Linked DNA regions of Mus musculus: region 2 is linked to region 1. A link is a loop called in an ENCODE intact Hi-C map of the cell type or tissue named here. Cell type or tissue: left cerebral cortex. All regions are shown on one strand.

The links. Hi-C counts contacts between places; a loop is a spot of excess contacts. Peaks named below come from ENCODE experiments on the same cell type or tissue, not always from the same donor. Only the 100,000 strongest peaks of a DNase experiment are listed, where the experiment ranks them.
Region 2: it touches region 1 in a loop (36-fold over the local background); 11 of 42 quality-filtered maps call a loop at or near these places.

Annotation. Positions count from the first base shown.
Region 1 is chr19:13,495,523-13,503,522 of GRCm38, reverse strand. It overlaps Olfr1477 (olfactory receptor 1477), which reads right to left and starts at 2,977. Exons shown (of 2, transcript NM_146696.2): 1 at 2,851-2,977; 2 at 231-1,203. The coding sequence starts at 1,178. The coding sequence ends at 231. In left cerebral cortex, no CTCF peak of the experiment used is centred here; no DNase peak of the experiment used is centred here.
Region 2 is chr19:13,579,204-13,587,203 of GRCm38, reverse strand. It overlaps Olfr1484 (olfactory receptor 1484), which reads right to left and starts at 1,898. Exons shown (of 1, transcript NM_146291.1): 1 at 951-1,898. The coding sequence starts at 1,898. The coding sequence ends at 951. In left cerebral cortex, no CTCF peak of the experiment used is centred here; no DNase peak of the experiment used is centred here.

The DNA.
Region 1 (8,000 bases):
GCAAACAATATCACAATTCAGAGGAAATATTTACTAAACAGCAGATAACACATGAAGTGTGGTCAGTATTGGGTATCCTAATATCTAGGATTACAGTCTAATTTTTTAAATTAAAGCCCCTAATTTCTATGATAACATATCCAACATTTGCTGTATATTGTCTGAATCTAAAAGGAATACACAGAAAATACATATAAAGAATATGCCCGGAACTACAATACACTTTGTAGTTAATTGATTAATCCCAGTGAAAGCACTGCTTTTCCAGCAACCTTCTTGAATGCATTCTTGACTTCTTTATTTCTCAGGCTATATACAAGAGGGTTCAGCATGGGAATGACCATGGTGTAGAAAACAGATGCCATCTTGTCAGTGTCCATGGAGTGATTGGAGCTGGGCTGTAAGTACATGAAGATAATTGTTCCATAGAAGATGGAAACAGTGGTAAGGTGGGATGCACAGGTGGAAATGGCCTTCTTCCTGCTCTCAGCAGAGCGCATTCTCACAATTGCAACAGAAATTAGTAAGTAAGAGGTCAATATAACCAATAGTGAAAAAGCCACATCAAATCCTGCCAACATGAAGAGTATAATTTCATTTGTGCGAATACTGGAGCAAGAAACAGCTAATAGTGGGGGGATATCACAGAAGAAGTGATTGACTACATTAGAACGACAGAAGGAAAGATGGAATGTGAAGGAAACATGGATGGAAGAGTGTAAGAGTCCACTCAAGTAAGATCCAACAAGAAGCAAGACACATATCGTAGTTGTCATAGTAGTGGAGTAATGCAAAGGTTTGCACACTGCTGCATGACGGTCATAGGCCATTGAGGCCAGGATAAAATTCTCAGTAATAGCAAAGGCTACAAAGAAGAACATCTGGGCAGCACATGCATTGTAGGATATGATCTTATTTCCTGTGAGAAAACCTTCCATCACCTTGGGGGTGACAGCTGAGGCATAAACACAGTCCACCAGAGAGAGGTTACTGAGGAAAAAGTACATGGGAGTGTGGAGTCTGGAGTCCAGCAGAATCAGCATTATCATCCCAAGATTCCCAAACAATGTTGTCAAGTAAATGAGAGTAAAGATGATAAATAAAGGAGTTTGCAGGAATGGTGCATCTGTTAACCCAACAAGAATAAATTCTGATAGTTCTGAAATATTCTGCATCATTTTTTATGGAAATTATAACAGACTCCTAGGATGAAATAAAAAAAATTTTGTATTTGGACATCAGCAAGCGATTTTAAATATGTTCACATTGTCTTATTCATGTGTCAGCATCCTGTACAGTATGAAATGATCTCATCTGAATTCTGGGTGGGAATGACCTAAAGGAAGTTATTTACCTGGAAATGGGTCAAATGGAAACTTACTTTATTGCTCTCAATATGCATCCCTATTGTAAATATAGGTCTTATTTCAGGTTGTCAGGTTGTTTTTTTTTTTTTTTTTTGGTAAATGAAAATAGATTTTTCATTAACACACAAAGAACTATTTTGTCTTCAAAAATCTTACAAATGTATTTTCTGAGATGTGCATCAGAATCTTTGAAACAAGTACAATATAGGTACGTGCAATTATTCTTTGTTTTTTGTTAGTAACAAACCCTATCTGTTGTGTTTTCCATCTCTAACACTTCCATCAAGTTTACCATACAAGCTGTGGCTATGAAGTAATTTTAGGTGCTGCTTCATGAGTACTCAGTTTTATATCTAAGTTGCTAAGCTCTTTCATTACATTTTTTCCTTTTAAAATTGAACTAAATGATAACTTCCTGATGTATGAAACATGTTCATTATAAAGTTTAAATATATCAGTTGTCATTTATTTAACAATCTAAGGTCATAGTTTTTCAAAATTAGAATTATTTTAAATGCTTTCATTACTTCTAATGAGCTTCATTTTCTTTTACACATTTTTGCTATTTTCTATTACTGCCACACAAGTTTGTTATATTTGGGTATGAGGGAGAATAAGGTAAACACTAATGGATAGCTATCTTTGCTCTTTCTACATAATGTGTAACCTCAAATACAGTATATTACAAGGTGCATCTTTTTGTACCACTACCGTGGTGGATCATGTAACTCCTGAAAATACAACTGTGATTTCATATGAGGTTACTGAATTGAGACCTACTTCCAACTTGAAAATCTTAGGCACACTTATTTTTCTTCATTAATAATCTCTTATATTCATGGCATCAGATATTATGACCTTATTCATTTAAATAACCAATAGGAAAATCATCCTTTCTCTTCATGGGATATACCTGTACTTACATTAAAATGAATGTGTAATTTTTTGCAAGTATGTAGGATGATAACTATTCAAAATCATGTAAGTCACAGCCATTACCTTTCCAATTTTTGCTTATCTTTACCTCGTGTCTTCTGAATAGCAGCTCATAATACTTATGTCTGAAAGTTGATACTCTCAGGAAAAGGAACCTAGTAAATGATATATTAAATGGATGTTGAAAGTTCTACAACTTTCTGAAATTGAAAGTGAGATGAGGTTTTCTGATACTGTAGAATATTTTAAATATTAGAAAATTAGAACATGGTCTCCCTCTAGAATGAAACCATCACTTCAAGATCAAAAAGAATTTAGAGTTGAATTCTGGCTTTTCTGATGCATCATGGTTGTAAGTAGAGCAATGGGTCAAGAGTGAGATTATAAGTAAATAAATAATCATGGCTCCCTGGACCTGCTGCTTTACCTTTATAGATATTAAATTTACTCTTTTTTGATTGCACCTATGAATCAAAACAAAAATAACTTGGTATTTTATATCCATTTACAGTTTTGCCTACATATATTTACATATTTTAATACTTACTGTTGTCCTAAGAATAGAAAAATAGGAGTAAAACGGAAGGCTGTGTGATATCTCCTATCCAGAACACTGACCTAACACACATAACTAGGAAATCATATTGTTCTCCTCCCTCCACAGCTAGAGCTCTGCTGTGAAATGGAATTTTATCTTATAATATTGCCAATATAATAATATAACCAGGAGCTATACTTGTATCTCACAGGGGCGAAATACACATGAGTAGGTGTCTCTAGAGCATAATGAGCTCATATTGGCTTTTAGATCAACCTTGATGGAGATTGCAGAAGATAGTGTTTGCATATTGTTTAAAAGTACTTATGAAGACATTGGATAATATATACTTATATGAAAAAGCCTCCAGTTATCACACACAGGTGTCCACATTCACGTTGAACAGAGAAACAACAAACAAAAAACAACTTAAAAGCCCATTATTTTTTTCTTTAAGCAACCTTAGCAACTCATACAAACATTCTGATATCAATTTTCCTCAAAAGTTCAAAGTTAGGACTTTTATTATTTCATTTTAAGTATTATAAAGAAGATACTCATGTTATTCTTATCACATAAAACATTATTTGGATATATGCATTCTAATTTTTTTACTTTTAATTATTCAGTTTATATCCTGCATACTGACCCCCTTTTTGTCACAACCTCTTACAGTCCTTCCCCCATTCCTCCTACCCTTCTCTTCTGATCAGGTGGTGACCACTGGGTATCCCCCACCCTGCCATTTCAAGTCTCCGTGAGGCTAGGCATTTCCTCTCCCACAGAGGCCAGGCAATAACGCCCAGCTAGAAGAACACATCCTACATACAATCAACAGCTGTTGGGATAGTTCATGTTCCTGCTCTTCAAGACCCACATGAAGTCCAAGCTCTACATATGCTACATATGTGCAGAGAAGCCTAGCTCCAGCCCTGTATGTTCTTTGGTTATTGGTTCATACTCTGAGAGCCCCAAGTGTCCAGGTTAGTTGATTCTATTAATATTCCTACAAAATTCCTATCCCTTATGAACTGCAATCCTTCCTTGTATTCTTCCATAAGGGTCTTCAAGCACCTTGAGACTTCCTACAGTCTTCTCCAGGGCTGGCCGGGTGACTTTCCCTAACAACCTATTCACATATTCTCCACAAATCTCCAGACCTAGATTGAGTCCCACACACAGTGTCCTAGCCATGTGTGGCTATCCCTCCTCCCACAGGATTCTCCTACATCATATCTGAATTCCTTCAAGTTATATGGAACCCCATATTCCAGCCATGGAAAAGTAAGCAAATCATGAATACCATGTCAATCCCTTCTGTCCATGTGACTTTACTTCATGCAATCATTTTCCAGTTTCTAGGCTCAAGCTGTTAGATTCTTTCTGCCATTCCCTCCACTATATTTCCTGGGCCTCAGAGAGAGCATATGAGTGTACTTTTTAGAATGTATGCTTCTGAAGTACTGTTGTCCTTGAAAGTGACATAGTGGAGGAAAACCTGCAAATATGTGGTATGGACCTATACAACTTTCACATCAACAACACCTATATCCAAGGAAACATTTTATGATTTAGAGAATCTTCTTTCACATCTGTGGAACTCTGCTGTGGAACATAATCTAGTCTTGTGCTTTACATTTTAAATTTAGAAGTGACAAGATTTGCAAATATCTCATTGGGAACAATGATATGGGAGTGGCTGTCTCTAGAGTTTCATGATCCTACACCAGCCATCCAAACTAACACTTCAGAGAGAAAGAAAGAAAGAAAGAAAGAAAGAAAGAAAGAAAGAAAGAAAGAAAGAAAGAAAGAAAGAAAGAAAGAAAGAAAGGAAGATTTTCACATTTTGTCTGGGAGGGTTTGTGAGTATGTTGGGAATGAGAATTTCAGGGAATAGAGCCTGAAATTATCAAGACAGCTGGGCTACAGAGAAGTTAGGCAGAAAAATAACATCAAACTTAATTGAAATCTCATAATATATGGCAGCACACTTTTTTCTATCATTATTATTATTATTATTATTATTATTATTATTATTATTATTATTATTATATGGTTATTGCTTAAAATTTTAAATGTAAATATATTTGATCATATTCTCCCCATCTTTCAAGATATCTTTCACACAGGGCCTTTGTACTTCCGAAGCATAAATTTTTTTTCAACTTTTTTTTTTGTTGTTGTTAAAAAAATCTCCACTCTTGTTTTTAAAACCACAATCTGCTTTGGTTTTTTATTATTAGTATTAATATTAATATTAAAATATAATTTTTATAGATAGAGGTACAGTGTATAATTTGCCAATATAATGTAGACACATATGATGAATAATCATTTTTAGGTATAGTTTGTATATTTATTACCTTATATATCTATCATTTTGGGTTTTGAGAACATTAAACAGTTTAATTTCCATTATTAAAATAATACAATAATATATTACGTAGCTAAACACACAGATCATTTATTTCCTTGAAAAATGAAGAGAAATGATTGTTTATCAGATCTCAAGTCCCACAGTGAAACTTTCAGTAGCCTTAGAATCACAGCTCATTGACACACTGAAATCTGCCTGGGAAGTTTATTTTCAGAGATGTATACCTAAGTAAAACTTGGATATGTAATATTAATAGAGAAATTAGTTTTAAGAAGAGAAAATGATTTAAAGTCAGATTTTAAAGAGAGAAAAAAAAGTACTCTAAGAACACTGAGTTAAGAAGACTGATATGAGAAGTAAAAGCTTCTCAAAGAACAGTAGCATTACAGTGTGTGTGTGTGTGTGTGTGTGTGTGTGTGTGTGTGTGTGTGTGTGTTCTTCCAAGCCCCCCCCCTCTCTCTCCTACCCCAAAATATGTCTTATTGCAAGGGCAAAAGGGATTTTTGTTTCAGTAAACACAGTTAGAGGGTGGATTTGAAAGTAATATTATTCAGAAGAGTAAGGTATGCAGAACATTAAGATGTATCATATCAATGCTATGTAGCCTATGAAGAACATTAAGATGTATCATATCAATGCTATGTAGGCACATTATAGTTACTGTCTTTGAGAGTTTAATTGAAGTGTCTCTGTAAATGTACCCTTTGATATAAGTAAGTAGTTTACTTAACCTCTTTGACAAGATACCTTTGAAAAACATGTTTTGTATCTGAGACTCATTGATCTTACCAACAATGTTCCCTGTCTTTTTTCCACAGCAAAAGAAGATTACATCTTAGCTGTAGCCTCCTACCTCATTCATATCTTTCCTCCCATTACCATAAGTCCTTAAATGAGTGTTATTAGTCACTTTTCTGTTGCTTTGATAAAACATCATGACTAAAAAAAAATTATAGAGAAAAGAGTTTGTTTAGGTTTATAGTTCCAGGGTGTTAGATTCTACAGTGGTTGGAGAAAACACTGCTTATGCACATAAACATACAAACACACACATACACACACGCACACACACACACACACACGCACAAAGAGACAGAGAGAGACAGAGAGAGAGAGACTCACACATGCATGCCAAATAAATAAAGCATGATTTGAAAAATGAAAATGCATTATATTAAGTATTTGTAATTGAAAACATCATTGACATGTGGGATTAGCTTTTAAAAAGTCATGAGGATTCATTATGGTCGAGGCCAGCTGTGCACCATCTTGCACAGGAACCCCGCAGAAGATTCAAAAGTCCCCAAAGGACTCTACTCCACAGGGCATCTAGCAGAGCCAGGGCCTCGGGATCACTGGTGAGTAGAAAGCAAAATCAGTTCCAAAGAATCCTGGAGGGTCTTGTGCCAGCAGGAACTAGGACAAAGGAACCCTTCTGATCAGAGGCTGGGATTCGTCCTGGATAGGGCCAGCCCTGGCATCTTCCCTGTGAACCCAGTGGAGCTCGCCAAGGTCCCCAGAGGACTCTCCATGCCACAGACCACCTATCACACCCAGGACCTTGGGATTCCTTGTGATCACATGGGCAGCAGAAGCAACAAAGCTTCTTGGACAGGGTCCCTTTGGGCCTTTATCCTCAACCAGGAGGCAGAGGTGAGACTCAGACCCCAGGGCACCTTCACTGCCAGAGGAGAGTGGGCCTCTGGGGAGGGCTCTGACCCCAGGACTCAGGAAGTGGATCAGAGCTCCAGAGTTCTGGACACTTTCCCTGCTATAGGAGAGTTTACCTGCAGAGAGTGCTCTGACCACTGTTACTCAGGGGAGAGTTGGACTACCCAGGAGTGCTGACAGAGGCTAACAGAAAAACAGGAGGAACACGCTCCAGCCAGAGACAGCTATATCAACTAAGAACAGAGATTAACAGATGGTGAAAGACAAGTGTAAAAGTATTACTAACAGATACCAAGATTATCATCAGAACCCAGTATGCCCACCACAGCGAGACCTGGATACCCCTGGTGGTAGAGGATTTTAAGAAGGGCATTAATAACTCACTTAAAGAAATACAGGAGAACACTGCAAAACAGGTGGAAGCCCTTAAAGAATTACAGGAAAACACTGCTAAACTAGTAGAAGTCATTAAGAGGAAACACACACACACACACACACACACACATACACACACACCCTTAAAGAATTACAGGAAGACACAACCAATCAGGTAATGGAATTGAACAAAACCATCCAAGATCTAAAAATGGATTAGAAACAATGAAGAAAACCTAAAGGGAGACAACTCTGGAGATAGAAATCCTAGGAAAGAAATCAGGAACCATTGATTTGAGCATCAGCAACAGAATGCAAGAGATGGAAGAGAGAACCTGGGGTGCAGAAGATTCTATAGAAAACATGCACATAACAATCAAAGAAAATGCAAAATGCAAAAAGATCCTAATTCAAAACATCCAGAAAATCCAGGACACAATGAGAAGACCAAACCTAAGGATAATAGGTATACATCAGAATGAAGATTTTTCAACTTAAAGGCCCATTAATACCTTCAACAATATTATAGAAGAAATCTTCCCTAACCTAAAGAAAGAAATGCACATGAAATACAAGAGATCCACAGAATTACATATAGACTGGACCAGAGAAGAAATTACTCCCAACACTTTATAATCAGAACAAAGAAGGCACAAAATAAAGACAGAATATTGAAAGCAATAAAGGAAAAAAGGCCAAGTAGCATATAAAGGCAAACCTATTTGAATTACACCAG
Region 2 (8,000 bases), 84 kb before region 1:
GCTAGGTTGACCATATTTCATAAAAGCTCACACAACAATGATCATTTGAGAATCATAAATTTGATCTTAATCAGAGAAAACTAATGTGCTTAAAAATAGATGGGTATAAAAGGAGGGAATGTTAATTGAAAGGGAGTGAATATTGCAAAACATTGTTTGGATCTTTCAAGAAACTAATAAAACATGTAAAAAATTACACTATAACTCTGGTATCTGTTGATGTATTTATCTACCTAGTCATGGTTTGCTATAAAAGTAGCTGTTTTCTGAATAAGATGTACAGAAATGTCTAGTCAACCTAGAGAGCATTCCAACAACATAGAGATAAAACAATTTGTTGCAAGTCTCTCTTGCTGAAACAATGAGTTTTGTCATGGTTATGACTTTACATGGGTATGGGTAAGAAGCTAACTGCAAGAAAATGAGTATATCTGAGAGAGATGCATTATTAGAAAGTCCATCCAGAATGGGTGGCCACTCAGTAAAAATATGAATTGCTATAACCCAATAAGCAATTTTCAGGAAGTGTGGTTTGAGAGACTCGTCTCTATCATTAGTGTGGTATTATGGTTCTATGGACTAACCTATGTGACTCTTATAAAGTTCTGAGCTCAGGAACCTAGTAAGTTTCTTTGGCATCCTGAATCTTAAAGTTTTGACACATCTGTGCATTGTAATTTATTTACTTCTTGAGTCTTATATTCTCCTGAATCTCTCAAGCAAACAATATCTCAATTCAGAGGAAATAATTACAAAACATCAGTTAACACATGAAGTGTGGTGCAGTGTTGGGTATTCAACTATCTGGGATTACAGTCTAGATTTTTAAATTAAATCACCCGATTTCTATGATAACACATCCAAAATTAGCTGTATATTGTTAGAATCCAAAAGGAACACACAGAAAATACATACAAAGAATATGCCCGGAACTACAATACACTTTACAGTTAATTGACTAATCCCAGTGAAAACAATGCTTTTCCAGCAACCTTCCTGACTGCATTCTTGACTTCTTTATTTCTCAGGCTATATACAAGAGGGTTCAGCATGGGAATGACCATGGTGTAGAAAACAGATGCCATCTTGTCAGTGTCCATGGAGTGATTGGAGCTAGGCTGTAAGTACATGAAGATAATTGTGCCATAGAAGATGGAAACAGTGGTAAGGTGGGATGCACAGGTGGAAATGGCCTTCTTCCTGCTCTCAGCAGAGCGCATTCTCACAATTGCAACAGAAATTAGTAAGTAAGAGGTCAATATAACCAATAGGGAAAAAACAACATTGAATCCTGCCAACATGAAGAGTATAATTTCATTTATGTGAATACTGGAGCAAGAAAGAGCTAATAGTGGGGGGATATCACAGAAAAAGTGATTGACTACATTAGAACGACAGAAGGAAAGATGGAATGTGAAGGAAACATGGATGGAAGATTGTAAGAGTCCACTCAAGTAAGATCCAGCAAGAAGCAGGACACATATCGTAGTTGTCATAGTAGTGGAGTAATGCAAGGGTTTGCACACTGCTGCATGACGGTCATAGGCCATTGAGGCCAGAATAAAACACTCAGTAATAGCAAAGGCTACAAAGAAAAACATCTGGGCAGCACATGCATTGTAGGATATGATCTTATTTTCTGTGAGAAACCCTTCTATCACTTTGGGGGTGACAGCTGAGGCATAAACACAGTCCACCAGAGAGAGGTTACTGAGGAAAAAGTACATGGGAGTGTGGAGTCTGGAGTCCAGCAGAATCAGCAAAATCATTCCAAGATTCCCAAACAATGTTGTCAAGTAAATGAGAGTAAAGATGATAAATAAAGGAGTTTGCAGGAATGGTGCATCTGTTAACCCAAGAAGAATAAATTCTGACAGTTCTGAAATATTCTGCATCATTTTTATATGGAAATTATAACAGACTCCTAGTATGAAATAAAAAAAATATATATAGTATTTTGACATCAGCAAGCGATTTTAAATATGTTCACATTCTCTTATTCATGTGTCAGCATCCTGTACAGTGTGAAATGATCTCATCTGAATTCTGGGTGGGAATGACCTAAAGAGAGTTACTTACCTGGTAATTGGTCAAATGGAAACTTACTTTATTGCTTCCAATATGCATCGCTATTGTAAATATAGGTCTTATTTCAGTTTTTTTTTTTGAAATTGGAAATAGTTTTTTCATTAACACACAAAGAACTATTTTGTTTCCAAAAATCTTACAAATGTATTTTCAGAGATGTGCATCAGAATCTTTGAAACAAGTGCAATATAGGTACGTGCAATTATTCTTTGCTTTTTGTTAGTAACAAACCCTATCTGTTGTGTTTGCATCTCTAACACTTCCATCAAGTTTACCACACTAGCTGTGGCTATGCAGTAATTTTAGGTGCTGCTTCTTGAGTACTCAGTTTTATATCTAAGTTGCTCAGCTCTTTCATTCCATTTTTTCCTTTTAAATTTGAACTAAATAATAACTTCCTGATGTATGAAACTTGTTCATTGTAAAGTTTAAATACATCACAGTTTTCCTTTATTTAACAATCTAAGGTCATAGTTTTTCAAAATTAGAATTATTTTAAATGCTTTCATTACTTCTAATGGACTTTATTTTATTTTACACATTTTGCTATTTTCTATTACTGCGACACAAGTTTGTTATATTTGTGTTTGAGGGAGAATAAGGTAAACACTAAAGGATAGCTATCTTTGCTCTTTCTACATAATGTGTAACCTCAAATATAGTATATTACAAGGTGCATCTTGTTGTACCATTACTGTGATTGATCATGTAACACCTGAAAATGAAATTATGATTTCATATGAGGTTCCTGAATGGAGACCTATGTCCAACTTGAAAATCTTAGGCACACTTATTTTTCTTCATTAACAATCTCTTATATTCAAGGCATCAGATAATAAAACCTTATTAATTTAAATAACCAATAGGCAAATCATCCTTTCTCTTCATGGGATTTACCCGTACTTATATTAAAATTATTCTGTAATTTTTTGCAAGTATGTAGGAAGATAACTATTCAAAATCATGTAAGTCATAGCCACTACATTTCCAACGCTTGCTTATCTTTACCTGGTATCTTCTGAATAGCAGCTCATAATATTTATGTCTGAAAGTTGATTCTCTCAGGATTAGGAACCTAGTAAATGATATATTAAATGGATGTTGATAGTTCTACAACCTTCTGAAATTAAAGTGAGCTGGGTTTTCTGATCCTGTAAAATATTTCAAAGATTAGAAAATTAAAACATGGTCTCCCTCTAGAATAAATCCATCACTCCAAGATCAAAAGACTGTAGAGTAGAATTCTGGCTTTTCTAATGCATCATGTTTGTAAGAAGAGCAATGTGTCAAGAGTGATATTATAAATGAATAATCATAGCTCCCTGGACCTGCTGCTTTACCTTTTTAGATATTAACTTTACTCTTTTTTGTTTGCACCTATCAATCAAAACAAAAACCTTGGTATTTTATGTCCATTTACAGTTGTGCCTACATATTTTTACATATTTTTAATACTTACTGTTGTCCTAGGAACAGAAAAATAGGATTAAAAAAGAATGCTGTGTGATATTTCCTATCCAGAACACTGACCTAACATACATAACTTGGAAAGCATATTGTTCTACTCCCTCCACAGCTAGAGCTCTGATGTGAAATGGAATTTTGTCTTATAATATTGCCAATATAATAATATAACCAGGAGCTATACATGTATCTCACAGGGGCAAAATACACATGAGTATGTGTCTCTAGAGCATAATGAACTCACATTGGCTTTTAGATCAACCTTGATGAAGATTGCAGAAGATAGTGTTTGCGTATTGTTTAACAGTACTTATGAAGTCATTGGGGAATATATAGTTATATGAAAAAGCCTCCAGTTATCAAACACAGGTGTCCACATTCAGGTTGAAAGGAGAAACAACAAACAAAAAAACAACTTAAAAGCCCATTAATGTTTTTCCTTAAGCAACCTTAGAAACTCATAAAAGCATTCTGATATCAATTTTCCTCAAAAGTTCAGAGTTAGGACTTTCATTATTTCATTTTAAGTATTATAAAGAAGATACTCGTTATTCTTATCACATGAAACATTATTTGGATATATGTGTTTTTATAACATTTTTACTTTTAATTATTCAGTTTATATCATCCATACTGACCCCCTCTTTGTCACAACCTCTTACAATCCTTCCCCCATTCCTCCTCCCCTTCTCTTCTGAGCAGGTGGTGACCCCTAGGTATCCCCCACCCTGGCATTTCAAGTCTCCGTGAGGCTAGGCATTTCCTCTCCCTCAGAGGCCAGACAATAAAGTCCAGCTAGAAGAACATATCCTACATACAAGCAACAGCTGTTGGGATAGTTCATGTTGCTGCTCTTCAATACCCACATGAAGTCCAAGCTCTACATATGCTACATATGTGCAGACAAGCCTAGCTCCAGCCCTGTATATTCTTTGGTTATTGGTTCATACTCTGAGAGCCCCAAGTGTCCACGTTCATTGATTCTATTAATCTTCCTACAAAATTCCTATCCCTTATGAACTGCAATCCTTCCTTCTATTCTTCCATAAGGGTCTCCAAGCACCTTGAGACTTCCTACATTCTTCTCCAGGGCTGGCCAGGTGACTTTCCCTAACAACCTATTCACATATTCTCCACAAATCTCCAGACCTAGATTGAGTCCCACACACAGTGTCCTAGCCATGTGTGGCTATGCTTCGTCCCACAGGATTCTCCTACATCATATCTGAATTCCTCCAAGTTATATGGAACCCCATATTCCAGCCATGGAAAAGTAAGCAAATCATGAACACCATGTCAATCCCTTCTGTCCATGTGACTTTACTTCATGCAATTATTTTCCAGTTTCTAGGCTTAAGCTGTTCGATTCTTTCTGCCATTCCTTCCACTGTATTTCCTGGGCCTCAGAGAGAGCATATGAGAGTACTTTTTAGGATGCATGCTTCTGAAGTACTGTTGTCCTTGAAAGTGACATAGTGGAGGAAAAGCTGCAAATATGTGGTATGGACCTGTAAAACTTTCACATCAACAGCACCTATATCCAAGGAAACATTTTCTGATTTAGAGAATCTTCTTTCACATCTGTGGAACTCTGCTGTGGAACATAATCTAGTCTTGTGCTTTACATTCTAAATTTAGAGGTGACAAGATTTGCAAATATCTTATTGGGAGCAATGACATGGGAGTTGTTGTCTCTAGAGTTTCATGATCCTACACCGACCATCCAAACTAACACTTCTGGAGCCTGTTAACATTTTGTCTGGGTTTATGAGTATGTTAGGGAAGAGAATTTCAGGGAATAGAGCCTGAAATTATCAAACCAGCTTGACTACAGACAAGTTAGGCAGAAAAATAACATCAAAGTTAATTGAAATCTCATAATATATGACAGCATACTTTTTTCTATTGTTATTATTATTATATGTTTGTTGCTTAAAATTTTAAATTTTATTATATTTGATCATATTCTCCCTGTCTTTCAAGATATATCTTTCACATAAGAGCCTTTGTATTTCCTAAGCATACATTTTTAAAAATTATTTTGTTAAAAAAATCCACTTTTGTTTTTAAAACCACAATCTGCGTTGTTTTTTCTTAAAATATTAATTTTAAAAATATATTTTTATAGATAGAGGTACAGTGTATAATTTGCCAATATAATGTAGATACATATGATGAATAATAATTTTTAGGTATAGTTTGTATATTTATTACATTATATATCTATCATTTTGGACTTTGAGTACATTAAACAGTTTAATTTCCATTATTAAAATAATACAATAATATATTATGTAGCTAAACTACACAGATCATTTATTTCCTTGAAAAATTAAGAAAACTGATTGTTTATCAGATCTTATGTCCCACAGTGAAACTTTCAGTAGCCTTAGAATCACAGCTCCTTAACACACTGAAATCTGCCTGGGAAGTTTATTTTCAGAGGTATATACCTAAGCAAAACTTGAATATGTAACATTAATGGGGAAATTAGTTTCAAGAAGAGAAAAGGTTTTAAAGTCAGATTTCATAAAGTGAGAAAAAAAGTACTCTAAAAACACTGAGTTAAGAAGCCTGATATGAGAAGTAAAAGCTTCTCAAAGAACAGTAGCATTACAGTATGTACGTGTGTGTACCTGTGTGTGTTTTTCCAAGGCCTTCCTCTCTCTCTCTCTCTCTCTCTCTCTCTCTCTCTCTCTCTCTCTCTCTCTCCTACCCCAAAATATGTCTTATAGCAAGGACAAAAAGAATTTTTGTTTCAAAACACAGTTACAAGTTGGATTTGAAGGGAATATTATGCAGAAGAGTAGGGTATGAAGAACATTAAGATGTATCATATCAATGCTATGTAGTGTATGAAGAACATTAAGATTTATCATATCAATGCTATGTAGGCACATTATAGTTACTGTCTTTGATAGTTTAATTGAAGTGTCTCTGTAAATGTACACTTTGATATAAGTAAGTAGAATTTGCTTAACCTCTTTGACAAGATACCTTTGAAAAACACATTTTATTTCTGAAACTCACTGATCTTTACCAGCCCTGTATGTTCTTTGGTTATTGGTTCATACTCTGAGAGCCCAAAGTGTCCAGGTTCGTTTATTCTATTAATCTTCCTATGAAATTCCTATCCCTTATGAACTGCAATCCTTCCTTCTATTCTTCCATAAGGGTCTCCAAGCACCTTGAGACTTCCTACAGTCTTCTCCAGGGCTGGCCAGGTGACTTTCCCTAACAACCTATTCACATATGCTCCACAAATCTCCAGGCCTAGATTGAGTCCCACACACAGTGTCCTAGCCATGTGTGGCTATCCCTCCTCCCACAGGATTCTCCTACATCATATCTGAATTCCTTCAAGTTTTATGGAACCCCATATTCCAGCCATGGACAATAAAGCAAATCATGAACACCATGTCAATCCCTTCTGTCCATGTGACTTTACTTCACACAATCATTTTCCAGTTTCTAGGCTCAAGCTGTTAGATTCTTTCTGCCATTCCCTCCACTATATTTGCTGGGCCTCAGAGAGAGCATATGAGTGTACTTTTTAGCATGCATGCTTCTGAAGTACTGTTGTCCTTGAAAGTGACATAGTGGAGGAAAAGCTGCAAATATGTGGTATGGACCTATAAAACTTTCACATCAACAGCACCTATATCCAAGGAAACATTTTATGATTTAGAGAATCTTCTCTCACATCTGTGGAACTCTGCTGTGGAATATAATCTAGTATTGTGCTTTACATTTTAAATTTAGAAGTGACAAGATTTGCAAATATCTCATTGGGAGCAATGATATGGGTGTGGCTGTCTCTAGAGTTTCATGATCCTACACCAGCCATCCAAACTAACACTTCAGAAAGAAAGAAAGAAAGAAAGAAAGAAAGAAAGAAAGAAAGAAAGAAAGAAAGAAAGGAAGGAAGGAAGGAAGGAAGGAAGGAAGGAAGATTTTCACATTTTGTTTGGGAGGGTTTATGAGTATGTTGGGAAAGAGAATTTCAGGGAATAGAGCCTGAAATTATCGAGACAGCTGGGCTACAGAGAAGTTAGGCAGAAAAATTACATCAAACTTAATTGAAATCTCATAATATATGGCAGCACACTTTTTTCTATTATTATTATTATTATTATTATTATTATTATTATTATTATATGGTTATTGCTTAAATTTTTAAATTTAAATATATTTGTTCATATTCTCCCCGTCTTTCAAGATATCTTTCACACAGGGCCTTTCAACTGTTTTTTTGTTAAAAAAATCTCCACTTTTTGTTTTTAAAACCACAATCTGCTTTGGTTTTTTCACTATTAATATTAATGTTAAAATATAATTTTTATAGATAGAGGTACAGTGCATAATTTGCCAATATAATGTAGATACATACGATGATTAATCATTTTTTGGTATAGTTTGTATATTTATTACCTTATATATCTATCATT